2 separate regions of the Homo sapiens genome follow, and region 2 is linked to region 1. The links are chromatin loops, found by intact Hi-C in ENCODE. Cell type or tissue: mammary epithelial cell. All regions are shown on one strand. Links, peaks and the distances in the headings refer to the core of each region. The heading gives the core; the rest is flanking DNA. Region 1 has its middle 130 kb from the start of ZMAT1. Region 2 has its middle 23 kb from the start of ARMCX4.

Evidence for each region. A loop is a pair of places that touch in the nucleus more often than their neighbours do. Peaks named below come from ENCODE experiments on the same cell type or tissue, not always from the same donor. Only the 100,000 strongest peaks of a DNase experiment are listed, where the experiment ranks them.
Region 2: a loop joins it to region 1, with 9 times the contacts of the local background. A loop is called at or near these places in 6 of 110 quality-filtered maps.

What each region holds. Positions count from the first base shown.
Region 1 is chrX:101,795,398-101,804,862 of GRCh38, forward strand. No RefSeq gene overlaps it. Among named protein-coding and RNA genes, the nearest start is that of ZMAT1, 130 kb to the right of the region's middle. In mammary epithelial cell, for the core only: CTCF peaks have their summits at 4,105 (motif pointing left) and 8,266; a DNase peak (open chromatin) is centred at 4,154.
Region 2 is chrX:101,457,358-101,466,822 of GRCh38, forward strand. It overlaps a transcript of ARMCX4 not described here. Among named protein-coding and RNA genes, the nearest start is that of ARMCX4, 23 kb to the right of the region's middle. In mammary epithelial cell, for the core only: a CTCF peak has its summit at 5,717 (motif pointing right); no DNase peak of the experiment used is centred there.

The sequences.
Region 1 (9,465 bases), core at 720-8,719:
AAGTTTTATCTGCTAATACATAGACAGTGTTTACAGACAGAAACATATTTGTCATTTGACTCTAAAAAATTCACCTGTGCAAAAATCTCATTGTCAAAAGTAGGCAGAGAGCATAAAGAAAACACACTTTTCCACTGAATATTTTTTTCTTGAAATTAAACATTTTTATTTGAATGCAATCATCAACATGACTGAATGACAATATATTTGCTTATGAGTAATATAAAGTGAAACCATACAAATTGAGAACAAAATTAAGTTGTCTTGATAGCTATTCAAAAAGTGTTCGACCAAAACAAACCCCTGGTCCAGTATAAATACTCTCTATTAAATTCTCAAAATAAATATGGCTGAATACAAAGAAATCCTTATGCTGTTGAGATGACCCATTTTTATGCTCTGGGAAAAGAAATGATTTAGCAGAAGACATGAGAATTGTGTGTTATTTTAAAGTGAAGATGTGAATGTCTGTATGGAAAGGCAAGATGAACTTAAACATTGAACAGTAAACTGAGAATTCTGATTTGGTTCCCTTTTAGCACAGTGCTACTGAAGCACTGCCAAGTTCACCATGCACTCAGATGTGCAAATGTTTCTCTGTATAACTGGTCTGATCATCCTCATGGCTCCGTCTACACCTGCACTTTCTGTCTGTCCTTTTGAGAATACTCACAATCTCTCAGGTTGGCCTTGCCTTATGCCCAGCCATTTTCCATCATTAGGTCTTGGGCACATGGGTGGTTGTGGGATGGAGAGGCAAGGGGCAGTGGTAGCTTGCTTGTCCCTATGGCACTAAGTTGTTCCCTGCACTGGTGACTGTTAAGATGTGATGAAACTTCGCCATGACCTTTTGGCTTTGTTCCCGGCCCTTTCATTAGCACTGTGTTTTTATAGTCAATAAATTAGTCTTTATTATCATATATGCATGTATATTATCATACATACAAATAAATGGAAAATAATAAGGAAAGAAATAAATTATTGCGAAGTAGCAAAAACATGCCTAAAAGGATTTTTAAAAGGAGACTATCAGATGAACTGTAGACAATGTCTGGTGATACTGCCATAGTCTCTGCCCAAAAGCTCCTTGATCTGATATACAACTTCAGCAAAGTTTCAGGATACAAAATCAATGCAAAAATCAGTAAGATTTCAATGTACTAATAACATCCAAGCTGAGAGCCAAATCGAGGACACAATCCCATTCAGAATAGCCAAAAAAAAAAAAAAAAAAAAAAAAAAAACCTAGGGATACAGCTAACCAGAGAGGTGAAAGATCTCTACAATGAGAGATTATAAAACACTGCTCCATCGTGCCATTGCACTCCAGCCTGGGCAACAAGAGCGAAACTCCGTCTTAAAAAAAAAAAAAAAAAAAGAATTCAGAGATGACACAAACAAATGGAAAAACATTCCATGCTCATGGATAGGAAGATTCAATATTGTTAAAATGTCCATGCTGCCCAAAGCAATTTACAGATTCAATGCTATTCCTTTCAAGCTACCAGTGACACCCATCACGGAATTAGAAAAAACTGTTTTAAAATTCATATGGAACCATAAAAGAAGCCAAATAGCCAAGCAATCATAAGCAAAAAGAACAAAGCTGGAGACATCACATTACCTGACTTCAAACTATACTACGAGGCTACAGTAACCAAAACAGCATGGTGTGCATACAAAAATAGGCACATAGAAAAAGAGAACAGAATCTAGAGCCCAGAAATAATGCCACACACTTACAACCATCTGATATTCAACAAAATCGACAAAAACAAGCAATGGGGAAACAACTTCCTATTGAATAAATGGTGCTGAGATAACTGGCTAGCCATACACAGAAGACTGAAACTGGACCCCCTTCTTACACCATATAGAAAAATCAACTCAAAATGGGTTAAAGACTTAAATGTAAAACTTAAAACTGTAAAGATGCTGAAAGATCACCTAGGAAATACCATTATGGACATAGGTCCTGGAAAATATTTCATGATGAAGATGCCGAAGCAATTTCAACAAAAACAAAAATTGACAAATAGGACCTGATTAAAGAGCTACTGCATAGCAAAAAAACTATCAACAGAGTAAACAGACAACTCACAGAATGTGAGAAAATACTTGCAAACTATGCATCTCATAAATATCTAATATCCAGAATCTATAAAGAACTTAAACCAATAATCAAAAACCAACTAATCCCATTCAAAAATGGGCAAAGGACATATAGTAAAGTGAACAAACACTTTTCGAAAGAAGACATACACACAGCCAACAAGTATATGCAAAAAAGCTCAACATCGTGAATCATTAGAAAAATGCAAATCAAAACCACAGTGAGATACCATCTCACACCAGTCAGAATGGCTATTAAAAAGTCGAAAAATGAAAGGTGCTGACAAGGTTGTAGAGAAAAATGAACTTATACACTTCTAGTGGTAATGTAAATTAATTCAGCCACTGTAGAAATACTGTGGATTTCTCAGAGAACTTAAAACAGAATTAGCATTTGACCCAGCAATTCCATTATTGGGTATATACCCAAAAGAATGTAAATCGTTTTACCATAAAGACACATTCACAATAGCAAAGCACTATTCAAAGTAGCAAAGACATGGAATCAACTTAAATGCCCATCAATGGTAGATTGGATAAAGAAAATGTGGTATATATACACCATGGAATACTACACAATCGTAAAGAAGAATGAGATCATGTCCTTTGCAGCAACATGGGTGGAGCTGGAGGTCATTATCCTAAGCAAACTAATGCAGGAATAGAAAACCGGATATCACATGTTCTCACTTATAAGTGGGAGCTATACATGGAGTACATATGGATATAAAGAAAGGAACAACAGATACCAGGGCCTACTGGGGGGTGGAGGGTGTGGAGAGGGTGAGGATAAAAAACTACCTATCGGTTATGATATGGTTTGGCTTTGTGTTCCAACCCAAATCTCATCTTGATTTGTAATCCCCAGGTGTTGAGGGAGGAACTGGTCGGAGGTGATTGGATCATGGGGGGTGGTTTCCCCCATGCTGTTCTCATGATCGTGAGTGAGTTCTCACGAGATCTGATGATTTTATAAGTGTTTGGAAGTTTCTCCTTCACACTCTCTCTTTTCCTGCCACCTGGTGAAGAAGGTACTTGCATCTCCTTCATCTTCCACCATGATTTTAAGTTTCCTGAGGCCCCCCTGACCAGCCATGTGTAACTGTGAGTCAATTAAACGTCATTCCTTTATAAATTATAGTCTCAGGGAAGTTCTTTATAGCAATGTGAAAATGGACTAATAGAGGATACACTGCTTATTACCTGGATGATGAAATAATCTGTACACCAAACCACAGCGACATGCATGCAATTTTCCTATATAAGAAACCTAAACATGTACCCTGAACTGAAAATAAAAGGTAAAAACAATAAAAAGAAAGCATCCGAAACATGCCACTTCTTTAAGTGATATTAGAAATGTTAGTTCCAGAATTCTTCATTCCATCAACGGGGGATTTTGATGTAAAATGAATGGAATAACTATATTAAGGATTATTTGAAAATATACACAGAAAACATGCAATATACACGTATTTATGTAACTTGTGAGCTTTGGTGTTACTTTTTGTAGCATATGCTTTCCTTTGGAGTTTGGAAGAGGAAAAGTTATTTGTGCCATTTCTTTTTATTATTTAATGAGTTATCCTGCCTATTCTTTACTCTTCAGTTTAACATTAGAGAAACACACACTCACTCCACACATGTAGAAACAAATTGCAGTCGTCTTTCTCCAAATGAGTATGTCCTGCAGGCAGTTGAAAATGAGAGTCTGGGCTTCAAAGAAAAGAGTGGGATGGACAAATGGACTTGAGTTGGCAGTGCCCAGCCCCCCCAAAAATACGTACAGAATGGAAGAATAATTGTGAGAGACCCAGCTTTGGAAGTCATTATCAAAAACTAAAACAGCAATACACATTCAAGTTTTTTCTCTCCACATGAATTTTTCAAATATATTTTGTATTATTCATTTCATATTGTCTTTGTCTCTCTTTGCAAAAATTGTTACTTTTCCATCGCAGCAGATGTGGACTATAGAGATAATTGCCACCTGCTGGTCAAAGCCAGAACTACATCTCTGAATATCTGGGAGGAGGCTCTGTAAGGATCTGGAGAGGGAGGGGCCTCTGGCCTGACCCGCCAAACAGGGCTTGCTGGAGGCTTGAATGGCACAGGCAGCCCTTCCTGCTTAATCTATTGCTGCCTGGCTCTCTGAGTTCTTGGCAGGAAGTTCCACCCCTGTCTCAAATAAAGAGAAAGCCACCAGTGTGAGTGTCTCTGATAAACTATATCAGCGCATGTTTGTGCATGTGTCTGTATTTTGTATTTTGGGTTATATCCTTTTAAACACAGTTGATTTATAACATGTACTTATGCACACGGCAGTATTATCAACAATAAGGGGGGGCCAATCATATTGTAAATACAATGTGTAATTTGCTCTTTTAAAAAAATCTCACCGTTAACTATGAATTCCTTTTTAAAAATTAATTTCATTATAAATTGTAAGATGTACAACATGATGTTATAAGATACATATAGTAAAATGGTTACTGTAGTGGAACAGATTAACATATCCATCATCATCTCACGGAGTTTCCTATTTTCCTTCTTTTGGCAAGAACAGCTGTAATCTACTCATTTAGCAAAAATCCGAATGCAATACACTATTATTTACTATATTCCTCATATTGGACGTTAGATCTTTTGATTTGTTCATCCTACATGTTTGCGCTTTGTATCTTTGATGTATACATCTCCCCATTTCCTTCTCCCACCCTAACCCTTGTAACCGCTATTTTCTTGTCTCTCTCTATATTTGACCTTTAAAAAACATTTGACACATAAGTGGGACTGTGCAATATTTGTCTTTCTGTGTCTGGCTTATTTCATTTAGTATAATGACCTCCAGGTCCATCCTTGTTGTGGCAAATGGCAGGATCTCCTTGTTTTTTATACTACATTATTTATATTACTAAGTGCAAATTGCTTTCCAGGTCAGTAGACTTATACAAAATAAATTCCTGAGATTAGATTATAATAAGTTTTTATTTTTTCACAAATTTATAACAATTACTTTCCTAAATCACAAAACTAATATATGTTTGTAATTGAAAGAAACTGAGCAAAAGACATGCTAATGTGGAAATGAAACAATCCTGTATCTACCTCCTTCACTCTGCTGAGGTATCCTTTGTTAATGGTGCAGAGCATATTCAACAGATGATTTTTTTTCTCCATAGAAAGAAATGTTCCTGAGAATATATATGGAAATATGTATGTACAAAATACATAAAGATGTACAATGTGTGAACATGTGTTATGAGATGAATGTTTCTATCCTCCCAAATTTACGCATTGAAGCCCTAGCTTCCAAGGTGATAGTATTTGGAGGTGGGGCCTTTGGGGTACAATTAAGTTTAGATTAGACCATGAGAGTGGGACCCTCATGATGGGATTGACGCCCTTATAAGCAGAGGAAGAGAGAGAGAGATCTCTTTCTTTCTTCACGAGTATGCACCAAGGGTAATGTGAGCAAACAGCAAGAAAGTGGCTGTCTACAAGCCATGAAAAGAGCCATCACCAGACGCTGACTCTACTGACACTTGGTCTTGGACTTTCCAGCCTCCAGAACTATCAGAAATAAATGTCTGTCATTTAAGTCACCCAGACTGTGGCATTTTGTTATAGCAGCCTGAACAGACAGCATGTATATACACATATTCTTCATGAAAATGGGATGACTGCAAACTTTGTCATGCAATTTACCTTCCCTAGCTGAGAATAAGGGTACCTGAATTTTTAGTTGTGTATTCATTGCTATTGGATATCTTCTCATAAGTTTAATTGCATTCCTCTAATTTTCTATGAGATTTTAAATTTTCATTTGTTTCTCTTCTGGTTAAAGAGAGTTCCTGGCATGTAAAGTGGTTTCTGAGGTATATGTGGATAATTTCCCCTCCAATTTTTAATGCAACTTTAAATGTTAAAATCTCATGGATTTTAATGATGAAGAAATCAATACAGTTCATTGTAAAAGTTTTTAAGATTCACAGGAGTGTAAAGATTGCCACTTTATGAGAAGATTTTAGATAGAAACCATTCAAAGCCCAGGAAGACATCATAGTGAGAAAGGCTTGGGTTTTAGAGTCCCTGGCCTGTGTTTTACAGACTTGGCACTAAGGGTAACTTACTTAGCCTCTTAAGTCTTGGCTTTCCTCATTTCTCGTAAGCGATCCTTATTACCTACCTTGAATTTATTATCATATTTAGAAGAGATACAATATAAAATTCCTTAGATGTAACTCAAGCTTTGATAAACAAGAATTTCCTTCCTCCATGTCACTTTCCCAATGTCTAAAACTTGTACTTTCATCTGATTTATTCGCTACTTCAGGAACTGCCAATCAACATGCCTCCTAGCCTAGGACAGGATTTCTTCTCCACAAACATCATCACTAAGGGGAGTTGTCTAAGTATTTTCCCATGTGGGCATGCCAAAGTTCAGCACAATACCAGAAAAGTTTACAACTATCATTTCTTACCCACATTGCATTGTAGAAGCCCACATCTACAATAGAAGCTGCTGGGTATACTCTGGGCATGTTCGGTGGCTGAATTTCATTGTTGCCACTTATCTGGATATGTGGTTTATCTTTGGCAAGCCTGGAGCTGATCATCAGTAAAATGAAAATAATGATGCTTTCTTTTCAGAGTTGTTTTAGGGAAATGAGAAACCCATGGGAGGCTTTAGTGCTTACTATCTTAGCCTCACCTTGCCTTCTCTGCAGAAGAGATGTCTGTGATAGAAACTAAATGCATAACTCTAAGAGAGAACAGTTGGGACCCTAAGTGTACAGAGGGAAATGTGATGTATTAGCCATGGTGACTGTCCAGTATTGTAGGATGAGTTACCTGAGGGGCTTTGGAAGGGAACAGAAAAATCCTCATGCCATTTCCTACCATCATATGTGCTTTCCTGTCCTTAGTACTTTGTCTTTTATGTTGTAAGGGAAGAAAGACTCTAAGAGGTGCAAGATAAAGAGATTTCCTTTGAGTCTTGGAATGAAGAAACAGTGCAGAGGAACCAATCCTAATAACAGATCTGCTGTACAGAAGGCTGCAGTCAAAGGAACTGTGTCCTGATAGCAGTCCTGTCACTTCCCCCCAAACAGATGTCTCTTCTCCAGAAATGCTACTATCTATCTTTGTGGGCATATATTAAAGTAGAGAAAAAATACTATAACAGAATACACCAAGATGTTAATTGTGTTTACCATGAAGGGGCAGGAGTGCTGGATATATTTTCTTGTCTGTATTTGACACTATTTTCCACATGGTCCAAAATGAGTGTGGATTACCTTAATAATAATAAGCAGAGCCTAAAAAAATGTACTTTAACTAATAAAGAGCACCCGGTCTGGAGATGCAGTGGAAGAAACAGGGCTTGGCCAGGTGAGATCTGGGCAGTTACTTTAGATCCCTGAGCCTCAGGGAGCCTGGAGCTTAATTCTTCACCCACAGGGCTCCCCTGGGGTGGGAGATGTGATGAAATCACCACATTGTCCACATACGGGCTCTATGCCGTTGTATTGATTAGTGACTGGTCCCTTCATGCTTTACAGAGAGTGACATTGTGGTATCCACTGCTTGAGTCTGTGGTCCCACTGCACACTATGACCCCATTTCCTTGATCCCAGCATTCTCAGCACAGTGTGATTCTCCAGGTATTATGTAAAGGATAAGGTGCTATTTTGCTTTGTTTGTGTTTGTTTTTATGATCTGCATTGGTGGATCTCAATGTTTGGTCCCCAGACCAGCAGTGTCAGTATCACCTGGGAACTTGCTAGAAAGTGCTAATTCTTAGGCTCCATCCTAGACCTACTGAATCAGAAACTCTTGTGGTTGGTACTAGCAGTCTTTTCTTTCTTTGTTGTTTGTACAAATTTATGGGGTACCTGTACTCCCCAGTTTGCCACAAGGTCCAAAGTGATTCTGATGCAAGCTGAAGTTTGAGAACCATATTCTACAAAATTTAATGTAGTAAATGAAATGTGTTAATTGCTGAGTTAAGGAATGAATCTTTATTTTATTTCCATACTTCTTCATAATCTCCATTCAAAGTACAATTTGTTCATTTTGTGAAATGAGTATTTTTTTCATTGAAAAATAAAATTGAAATTGAAAGTCAATCAATGCCATCTGTTGACCCAATCTAGAACTGCAGCTTGGATATCACTTTAGCAAGAGATCTAGGAAGGAGGGAAGGAGGGAAAGGAGGGCTGTGTAAGCCCACCAGAATAAACTTTCTGGAAGTTATACGGCAGACAAAGCACTAAGCAGAGATGGCGACAGAGCCCATGGGTATTAATTCATGTGACAGGATGTTTCCTTTGACCCCCCTCTCAAATTAAACACAGTTGAGTGAATGTGTATGTGTCGTTATAAATATAATGTGGTGTATAACCTCCTTTTTATGTTATCTGACATTTAATATCTTTTAATGTCCAGAACTATATATTTTTTCAGCATTAGTTTTGTAAATCAAACTACAACTAGGTTTATTCTATGCTGTCATAATTGTATCTCGGTTATTTTGCGAATTAAAAATCAGTGAGCTGTATGTATTCCCCCAGCTCTTGAAAACACTGGAGAAATATACAATTATAAGAGGCATTGTCTTATGTTTCCCCTATTACTATGACCTTTCTCAAGATAATAATTCAATTGATTTGTAAATATTCTCTAGATTTGTTTCTGTGGGTTCATTTATATTTTAAAATATGACATATGTGGCTGGGCGCAGTGGCTCACGCCTGAAATCCCAGCACTTTGGGAGGCCAAGGCAGGCAGAACAACTGAGGTCAGGAGTTCAAGACCAGCTTGACCAACAAGGAGAAGCCCTGTCTCTACTAAAAATACAAAATTAGCCGGGTGTGGTGGCGTGTGCCTGTAATCCCAGCTACTCGGGAGGCTGAGGCAGAAGAATTGCTTGAACCTGTGAGACAGAAGTTGCAGTGAGCCAAGATTGCGCTATTGCGCTCCAGCCTGGGCAAAAAGAGCAAAACTCCATCTCAAAAAAAAAAAATGACCTATGTATATCCTTATGGAAATATATGTCATTCAAAAATCATGCCATGTTGTATGTTATGTTCTGTAACTTGCTTATATATTTCTGCATCTCAGTGCTTTTTATTAGATTTCTTTAATTTTTGATGTGTTTAAGCAATTTTACATATGTTGATTGCCATTGCCTTCATTTTTTTCTTTAAATTACCTGTTGGTAGACATGTACACAACTCTTTTAGATAGTAGTTTTCCTTATATGTCAGGTATATTAATTATGTCTGTAAATTATAGTGCAAATGTGTCCAATGCAGAGCCCTTCCTCCAGTGTCCTAATAATGAGCAGAC
Region 2 (9,465 bases), core at 1,044-9,043, 340 kb before region 1:
TAGCCTAGATTCATTATTTCCTTAGGGATTTGTAAGATGGTGATATTCAATTTCTGTAATTCCTTCTTCATTTATTGGTTAAAAAAAATGGCCTTGGTGCAGTGGCTCACGCCTGTATCCCCAACAGAGGCAGAGGTGGGCAGATCACCTGAGGCCAGGAGTTTGAGACCAGCCTGGCCAACATGGAGAAACCCCATCTCTACTAAAAATACAAAGTTAGCTGGGTGTGGTGGTGCATGCCTGTAATCCCAGCTACTCGGGAGGCTGAGGCAGAGAATCACTTGAACCTGGGAGGTGGAGGCTGCAGTGAGCCGAGATCGCGCCATTGCACTCCAGCCTGGGCAACAAAGCGAGACTGCATCTCAAAAACAAACAAACAAAACCCCCCAAACCCCCCTTTTTTTAGACGGAGTCTCACTCTGTTGCCCAGGCTGAAGTGCAGTGGCACCATCTTGGCTCACTGAAACCTCTGCCTTCTGGGTTCAAGTGATTCTGCTGCCTCAGCCTCCTGAGTAGCTGGGACTACAGGTGTGCACCACCATGCCCGGCTATTTTTTGTATTTTAGTAGAGACGGGGTTTCACCACGTTGGCCAGGCTGGTATCGAACTCCTGACCTCAGGTGATCCACCAGCTTCGGCCTCCCAAAGTGTTGGGATTACAGGCATGAGCCACTGTGCCTGGCCTAAAAAACCTTCTGTAAATGGAAAATTTCTCTCAATAACTGGTCACTGTGAGGGGCAATTTGGATTCCCTTAGCATCATCCTTCAAAGGTGGCCAATAAAGATTTTTTTTTTGATATTATTATGAATTCTTAGAGTTTTAACATATTCGATGTGTTTCGACTCATCAGTTCATTGCAGTTGTTATTTTTAATGATGCTCAAATTTGCTGTTGCAATCATTTTCAAGTTGGCTCCTGAATGCTTTTGACACAACCCCACTAGCCCTTGATAGCTTTCTTGCTTGGTAACTAGTAAAATAACATAAATAAGTAATTTGAAATATTTATGACATGTTAACTGCAAAATTGTGATTCTAAATTACCATTTCGTTATGCTTCATATAAAAGGAAATAAAAACTACCCTTGCATCCAACCTATGGAATGTTAAGTTGACACATAAGACAGTCAAAGCTTCCTTTAATTCAATATCCCCCCCCTTTTTTTTTTTTGAGACGGAGTGCAATGGCATGATCTCGACTCACTGCAACCTCTGCCTCCCGGGTTCAAGCAATTCTCGTGTCTCAGCCTCCCGAGTAGCTGTGATTACAGGTGCCCGCCCCCACGCTCGGCTAATTTTTGTGTTTTTAGTAGAGATGGGATTTTATCATGTTGGCCAGGCTGGTCTCGAACTCCTGAACTCAGGTGATCTGCCTGCCTTGGCCTCCCAAAGTGCTGGGATTACAGGCGTAAGCCACTGTGCCCGGCTCAATATCCTACTAATTTCTAGCTTTACTAGGCAGCTAGTGCATGATTTCCTCTTCTAAACAAAGCATTGATACTTATCTAAATAAAATAAAATAAAATTAAATTAAAATTAAAATGGAATGGGGTAGAATCTCTTCCTTCTTAAAAATGTGTTCCTGGAGCTACTAAAAAACTTGGATTTTCAAAGTCCTTGATAAAAACCATTCCCCTATATTGTAGAAGGGAAGTATTGGGACCCCTGATAATACTGGGTATAAGTATGCTATTCAGACTTGGCTTCTTTCCATCCTGCTGCATCAGAGGCTAGATTCACCTTTTATGTTTTCCCTTTCTTGCCGTCTTTAGTGTCTTGTTTAGCCACTCCAGTGAGTTTCCCTTTTGCCCTTCCTTTCCCTTATGTTTGTACTTTTTACTGAAGGTTTATCCTTTTACTTTGCCTTTTGTTTATGATTTAATTTTAACTTCTGCAGGAGCGGGTTTGAACGACTACCTTCAGATCTTCTCTTGGGCTCTTTATTTAGCACCTCTTTAGCTGAATTGACTTTCTTCTTATAAATCTTGGCAATGGCTGCAGTGGGGAGGGCAGGTGCCTGGGTGCCTGGGTGCCTGTGGGCCTTCATGAAGCTGGCCTACCTGTATATTTCATTTCTTGCTTATATTTCCAGATGCTATCTATAATAGCTATGTAGCTATAATAGCTATAATAGCTCTATGCAGTTTATATCAAAGTCTTCTCTTTATGTGAGAAAGAAAGCAGGGTAGGCCAGGACTAACATTTGGTGAAGTCCTTTTATGTGTCAGACATTCTTTGTTGATTTTCTCATTATGTTCTCTCTTAGAGTCACGTAAAAGGTAAAATAAGGAGGGCAAGAAAACACAATTTTTTAAAAAAGGAAATGGCATAGGGATTTTCTATTTTTTTCTCAGCCCCAGAAGGTAATTACTCTTACAATGCAGAAGTATCACCAGATACTATCTGCACAGGTTTTCCCATTTTTTCCTCACACCACTGTGGTAAAGCAGGGGGATCTGTCACCTCCACTGAGGAGACTGAGGCTCACAAGAGGTGATAACATATAAAACTCTATCAGTCATTTATGGAGTGGAGCAGAGGCTCTCAAAGTTCAGCATGCATCATCTGTAGGTGTATAAACACTAATTGCTGGGCCCTGCCCCTAGAGTTTCTGATTCAGACCATCTGGTTGAGACCCAAAGATATGCATTTCTAAGAAGTTCCCAGGTAATGCTGATGCTACTGCTCTAGGGACCACAGTCTGAGAACCACTGGTCTGGCTAATAGACAAACAAACAAATAAACAAAACAGCATTTATTCTTTACAAGGTACATAGAGAATTGCACTGAGCTGAGAGGATTGGTGGAAGTACATGGCCTGGAGTCAAAGCAAAGGGGTCAGAGTTTGCAGTGTACCTAGGCCCATGACCTGGGCCATTCACTCAGGCAGGGGGTGACACTATATCATTCTCCTAAAATGTAAGGGAACCAGTCACTGGTCCTTAGAACAGCTCATGTGGGCATTGGTGATTTCATCACATCTCTTACCCTGGGGAGCCTGGTGGGTGAGGGATTAAGCTCCAGGCTCCTGGGATCTCCCTTGATCTTAGCTATTCAAATTACTTATTATTAAATCCGTAATTCAGATCAGGGTATAGGAAGTTAGGAGATGTTAAGTAAATCAGGGAAACTGTCTTATAAATGCTTACTTAGTAGTGAAACCTGGAATTACTGTAAAGCTTTCCCCATGGTGTCTGGAATCCACCAGGGCTCTAAGTACTCCAATCTGTCTGGGTAACTGATGCTGGGCGGGGTATGGCTTAGTTTTTTAAAATAGTGAAATATATTACTTTTAAATTATATTATTACTGAAAAATTTAAAACACAGTATATGGCAAAAAATCAGTAAAGCTTGTCTAAAATGATGACAGCAAATATTTGCAAACTATTAATATATGTAGCTAATTCTTATGATATAGGAAACCTTCCCAGTAGCCAATATAAAGAGATGGACAAATGAGGTAAGCAGCCTCTAAGACGGTGATCTCAATGAGCCATGCCTCCTAGTGTTCATGCACTTGCATAATCCCTATCCTTGAGTGTGGGCTGGTAGTTAGGAGAGGCTTAAATAATGAAAACTGAAATTACTCTAAAGCTTTTCTGTTTGAAGCCTCCAGGGCTCTGAATGCTCTGATTTCCCTGGGTGCTGGCACTTGATGCTCTCCATGGTATTGCTCAATTTCTGTTATAATGAACTGTTTTATTTATTTATTTGTACAATATAACATAATATTTACCATTTTAATCATTTTAAAGTGTACAGCTCAGTGGCATTAAGTACTCTCACATTGTTGTGCAACCATCACCACTGTCCATCTCCAGAACTCTTCATTTTGAATAAAACTCTATACCCATTAAATGATAACTTCCTATTCTCTTTTTCCTTAGACTCTGGCAACCACCATCCTTTTCTCTGTATAAATTTGACTACTCTGGGTAGTTCATACAAGTGGAATCATACCACTTTTGTCCTTTTGTGTCTGGCTTCTTTCACTTAGCATAATGTTTTCAGAGTCAGCATGTAACAGACTTTCCTTCCTTTTTAAGGCTGAATAATATTCCATTGTATGGATATACTGTCTTTTGTTTATCCATTCATCCATTCGTGGACATTTGGTGGTTTCTACCTTTTGGCTATTGTGAGTAATGCTGCTGTGAGCATGGGTGTGCAAATATATGTTCAAGTCTCTGTTTCATTTCTTTTGGCTATATACCCAGAAGTGGAATTTCTGGATCATATGGTAATTCTATGCCTAATATTTTGAGGAACTGCCATACTATTTTCCACAGTGGCTGCACCATTTTATATTCCTACAAGCAATACACAAGGGTTCCAATTTCTCCACATCCTCACCAACACTTAACTATTTTCTCCCTCTCTTTTTTTTTAAATAATAGCCATCCTAATGGGTGTGATTTATTATTTATTTTTAAAACTAAACTTTATTTTGTAATAATTTTAAATTTACAAAGCTGTATAATTTTAATTAACATTATTGAAAAATTTAAAACACTGTGTATTGCAGAAAAAAAGGTAAAAGTTATGTGAAAAGTAGAGAGAATATTTGCAAACTAATGGGGCTTATATTTGTGATATGTTAGGCAGACTTACTGACCAACAGTGGGTCAATGATGTCAAAAGAAAATTCACTGAAAGAGCAATATTTATGTCAGTAAACATTGCTAATGAAATATCAATGAAAGTCAGAGATATATTAAGTGAAATAGGAAAATTGCAGAAGAATATGTTATGACTACAGTTTTGAAGAATATGTGTATTTTGTATATTTTATGTAAATATTTTTCTTTATATGTAGCTATACAGTAGTAAATTACGTGTACATAAACACATCTGGAGAACATGCACCTATTTTCAGTGAAAATCTTTGGGTCAGGGAGTGAGAGTCAGGCAGATGAAAGGATAAATTTAATTTACACATACACCTTTTTGGCTTGTTTGAAATTTTGTAATCAGGAACATTTATTAAGATAAAAATTTGTAGGCCGGCGCAGTGGCTCACGCCTGTAATTCCAGTACTTTGGGAGGCTGAAGCAGGCAGATCACAAGGTCAGGAGATCGAGACCATCCTGGCCAACATGGTGAAACTCTGTCTCAACTAAAAATACAAAAATTAGCTGGGCGTGGTGATGCGTGCCTGTAATCCCAGCTACTCCGGAGGCTGAGGCAGGAGAATCATTTGAACCAGGGAGTTGGAGGTTGCAGTGAGCCGAGATTGCACCACTGCACTCCAGCCTGGCGACAGAGTGAGACTCTGTCTCAAAAAAAAAAAAAAAAAGATAAAAATTTGTAAAGAGCAAAAATATATAACCCCCCCAAAAATTAGATACACATATATTATGTTTTGGAAATATGTGTACAGTATACTGGTTTCTTGGGAAAAGAGCAGATTAAAGCAACTGATTTGGTGATGTATCTACTTATGTGTGTGTTGCTATGTCTCAAACTTCTTCACCCCAAATAATCACACACTCACACATGCAGCTTTCCCTTCAGCTCAGGCTGGAAGTGGATGTCTAGTTTTAGGGCTTAGAGACCACAGAAAGTCCTATATTCAGAGGATTGCTGCCAGTGGGTGGTCATTCCAGAAAGATCTGGCCGGTGCCAATAAGTCCAAGCCTTTCCCTCCTTTCCTCCTTCCCTTGCAAAGCCCTCTGTCCTGACTTTCATAATTGCAACTCTGATTCTAATCACCAGGTGGCTCCATTCTGTCTCTCTTTCTCCATCAAGGTTGGCTGATGTCCACACTGCAGAGCACTCTCTGGAGAGAGGAGGTGGTTCAAGTCCTCAAATACCATACACCTATAATGACTTCCCGAATCAGGCCACTTTACATACAGCTGCTCAGAACGGTTTCCCTGAAGTTAGCTCTAATATTGTCACACAAACACCCTCAGAGGCAATCCACTACCCACCCAAGAGAACTATGCACTCTTTCCCAGCTGGCATGCAAGGCTCCTCATCCCATGGATCCAGACTACATTTCCAGCACTCTCTTGCAAGTGCTCTTGGCAAACTGTACCACTGCTCCTCTTTCAAGGGACTCTTGTCTTTTTTGTGTGCCTCTCCATTAGGTTAGGGGTCAATTTGCATAGACTTTGGCCCCTGCCCACACATGATAACATTAAATATTTAGATCAATCCTTTGAGGAGGGATTGTTATCCTCATTTTAAAGAAGTGGAAACTGAACCTCAGGGAAAGTGAGAACCAGTCTTGTCTTCGGGAAAGACACTGGGGTTATAGAAGTAAGAGACCCAGTGGTAGCTTGGTAGTGATAATGAACAGTATTATTTTGCTCTATAACAAAGAGGAATGGATAAAGTGCTTGCTACAATTAAGTGCCTACTATGTGTAGTATTAATTTTATTATTTATTTATTTATTTATTGAGAGGCGGTCTCACTGTGTCACCTAGGCTGAAGTGCAGAGTGGCGTGATCTTGCTTCACTGCAACCTCCGTCTCCCAGGCTCAAGTGATGGATCCTCCCACCTCAGCCACCCAAGTAGCTGGGAACACAGGTGTGCACCACCATGCCCGGCTAATTTTTTTTGGTATTTTTGGTAGAGATAAGGTTTCGCCATGTTGCCCCGGCTGGTCTCCAACTCCTGAGCTCGAGTGATCCACCTGCCTCGGCCTTCCAAAGTGCTGGGATTATAGGCGTGAGCCACCGCGCCCAGCCTATTTTTTCTAAGATTTAAATAATATGTGTTCAGGCTGGGTGCGGTGGCTCATGCCTGTAATCCCAGCAGTTTGAGAGGCAGAGGCGGGTGGATCACCTGAGGTCAGGAGTTCGAGACCAGCTTTGCCAACATGGTGAAGCCCCGTCTCGATGAAAAATACAAAAAAAATTAGCCAGGCGTGGTGGCGGGTGCCTGTAATCCCAGCTACTTGGGAGCCTGGGGCAGGAGAATCACTTGAACCTGGGAGGTGGAAGTTGCAGTGAGCTGAGATAGCGCCATTGCATTCCAGCTTGGGCAAAAAGAGTGAAACTCCGTCTCAAATAAGTAAATAAATAAATAAAATGTGTTCATTGTAGAACATTTAGAAAATATATTAAAACAGAGAGAGAATGGGAATGAACACCCACAATACCACAACTAGAACAGCCCATCCCTTTCTAGGATTTGCTAACATCAAGTGGTAGGTTCAAGAATGTCAAGTTATACCTATAAAATAAGTGAAGATAGGTCAAGAGAGGGTGAAAACGTTTCCAGGTTCCATCTTACTCTGACTCCAATATGCACAACTCCAATTTTACTGCATTGCTTCCCCTTTTAGATGATGGATTTCTAGATTTCTAGAGCTCAGGATATGGCTGTGTTACATTTGTTTGGAATGGTGCACATATATTATGAAATGATGCGTATATATGGGTACCAGTTTATGTATCTCTCTTGATGGAGATAAAATCCCTTTCTTTGTGCTAAAGGGCCAAGGTGTATGACCAACATCACTTGGTCTCCAAGGCAGTAATATATATAGAAAATCTCACAGGCTTTGGAATCACAGATGGAGTGCGGAATGCAGGCAAGGGATCTAATACTTATTTAGGAGTGTGCTATAGTCAGACAATGTAAAATTTATACTAGGCTTGAGTAATGTCTAGGATGTATTTTTTATTCTCTAAGGTAACCACTACATGAATAGTAATAGAATCTATAATTAACAAGATAATGGGGAAAATGGAATTATAAAAAACCATTATGCATTTCAAAAGAGGGCAAGAGAAAAGAGAAAAAGCAATATAAAACAGGAAGAACAAATACAAAGCAAAAAGTAAGATGGTAGATTTAAGCCCCAAAATACCAAATATACCATCTATATAATATATATTATAGGTAAGCAGCCTAAACATTCCAGTTAAAACACAAAATCAGAATGTATTAAAAAATAACTACATGTTGTCTATAAGAGATCCACTTTTAATATGAAGCCACAGAAGGCTAAAAGTAAAAAGATGGAAAAAGATATGCCATGCAAATATTAACAAAAAAGCTGATGTAGTTGTATTAATATCAGATAAAGTAGACTTTAAAGCAAGAAGTGGTAGTAAAGACAAAAAGGGACATTTCGTAATGATAAAAGAGTCAATTCAGCAGGAAGATCAAATAATTCTAAATTTGCATGCATCTAATAATACAGCTTTTAATAATATAACAACATTATGTTTGTGAGATTCATCCATTTGGTTACATGCGGCAGTAGTTTGTTCATTATTATTGCCGCATGGTGTTTCATTGTATAAACTTTTCTCAGTATTGGTAAAATAAGACAAAAATAAGTAAGACTAACAAATATTTGAATTGCACAAGTAATCTTAACATAACTGACAAATGTAGAACCCTGCACTCTAAAACTGCAGAATACAGTTTATTTTTAGGTACAAGGAGCATCTACAAAATTTCACTACATGAAAGGCATAAATTTAGTCTCAACAAACAGCAAAGGGTGAAATAACACAGTGTATATCCTTTAGCTATTGCAAAATTAAGCTACAACTTTAAAATTATTAAAATTATAAAATGTCTAGAAGAAAATATAATAGAAAATATTTGTGATCTTGTGTTTGGCAAACTTTTTTTGGTAGGACACAAATAGGACAAACCATAAACGGTGAATAAATAAACTGGATGTACCCAAATAAAGACTACTGCCCTTTCTAAGATGCTGTTAAGGAAATGAAAGCTGAACTATAGACAGGGATGAAATATTTGTAACTTAACAAAGCTAATAAAGGACTTTATCCAGAATATATAAAGAACTCTCACAATTCGATATTAAGAAAACAACAACTGAATTTTAAAAATACAGGTAAAAGATTAGAATATCTGCATCTGTTAGAGTGGCTTTAAAAATGACAAAACCAAGTGCATGTCAGAATTGGAGCAACTGGAACTCTCATATGATTCTAGTGGGAATGTAAAATGGTACAGCCACTTTGGAAAAGAGTTTTGTATAGAGTTAAACATACACTTCCCATGTGACTCAACAATCCCACTCCTCAGTATTTACCCAAGAGAAATAAAAACATAGGTCCACACAAAGACTTGCATGCAAATATTTATAGCAGCTTTCTTGGTAATTGGCCTAACCTAGAAACAACCCAAGTGTCCATCATCTGGTGAATAAATAAATTGTACTATACAATGGCATACTACTTAGCAATAAGAAGGACCAAGCAATTAATACAAGCAACAACATGAATGAAGCTCAAAAGCACTATGTTAAATGAATCTCAGACATAAAAAGTCTTGTTTCATTTATATGACATTCCGAGAAAAGCAAAAGTTATAGGACAGAAATCAGATCAGTGGTTTTTTGGGGGTGCTGAGGCTGAAGAGAGAGGGTTGACTATATGGTACAAGGGCACTTGGTGGGGTGATGAAAATATTCTGTATCTTGATCGTGGTGGTAGTTACATGACTACATACACTTGCCAGAACT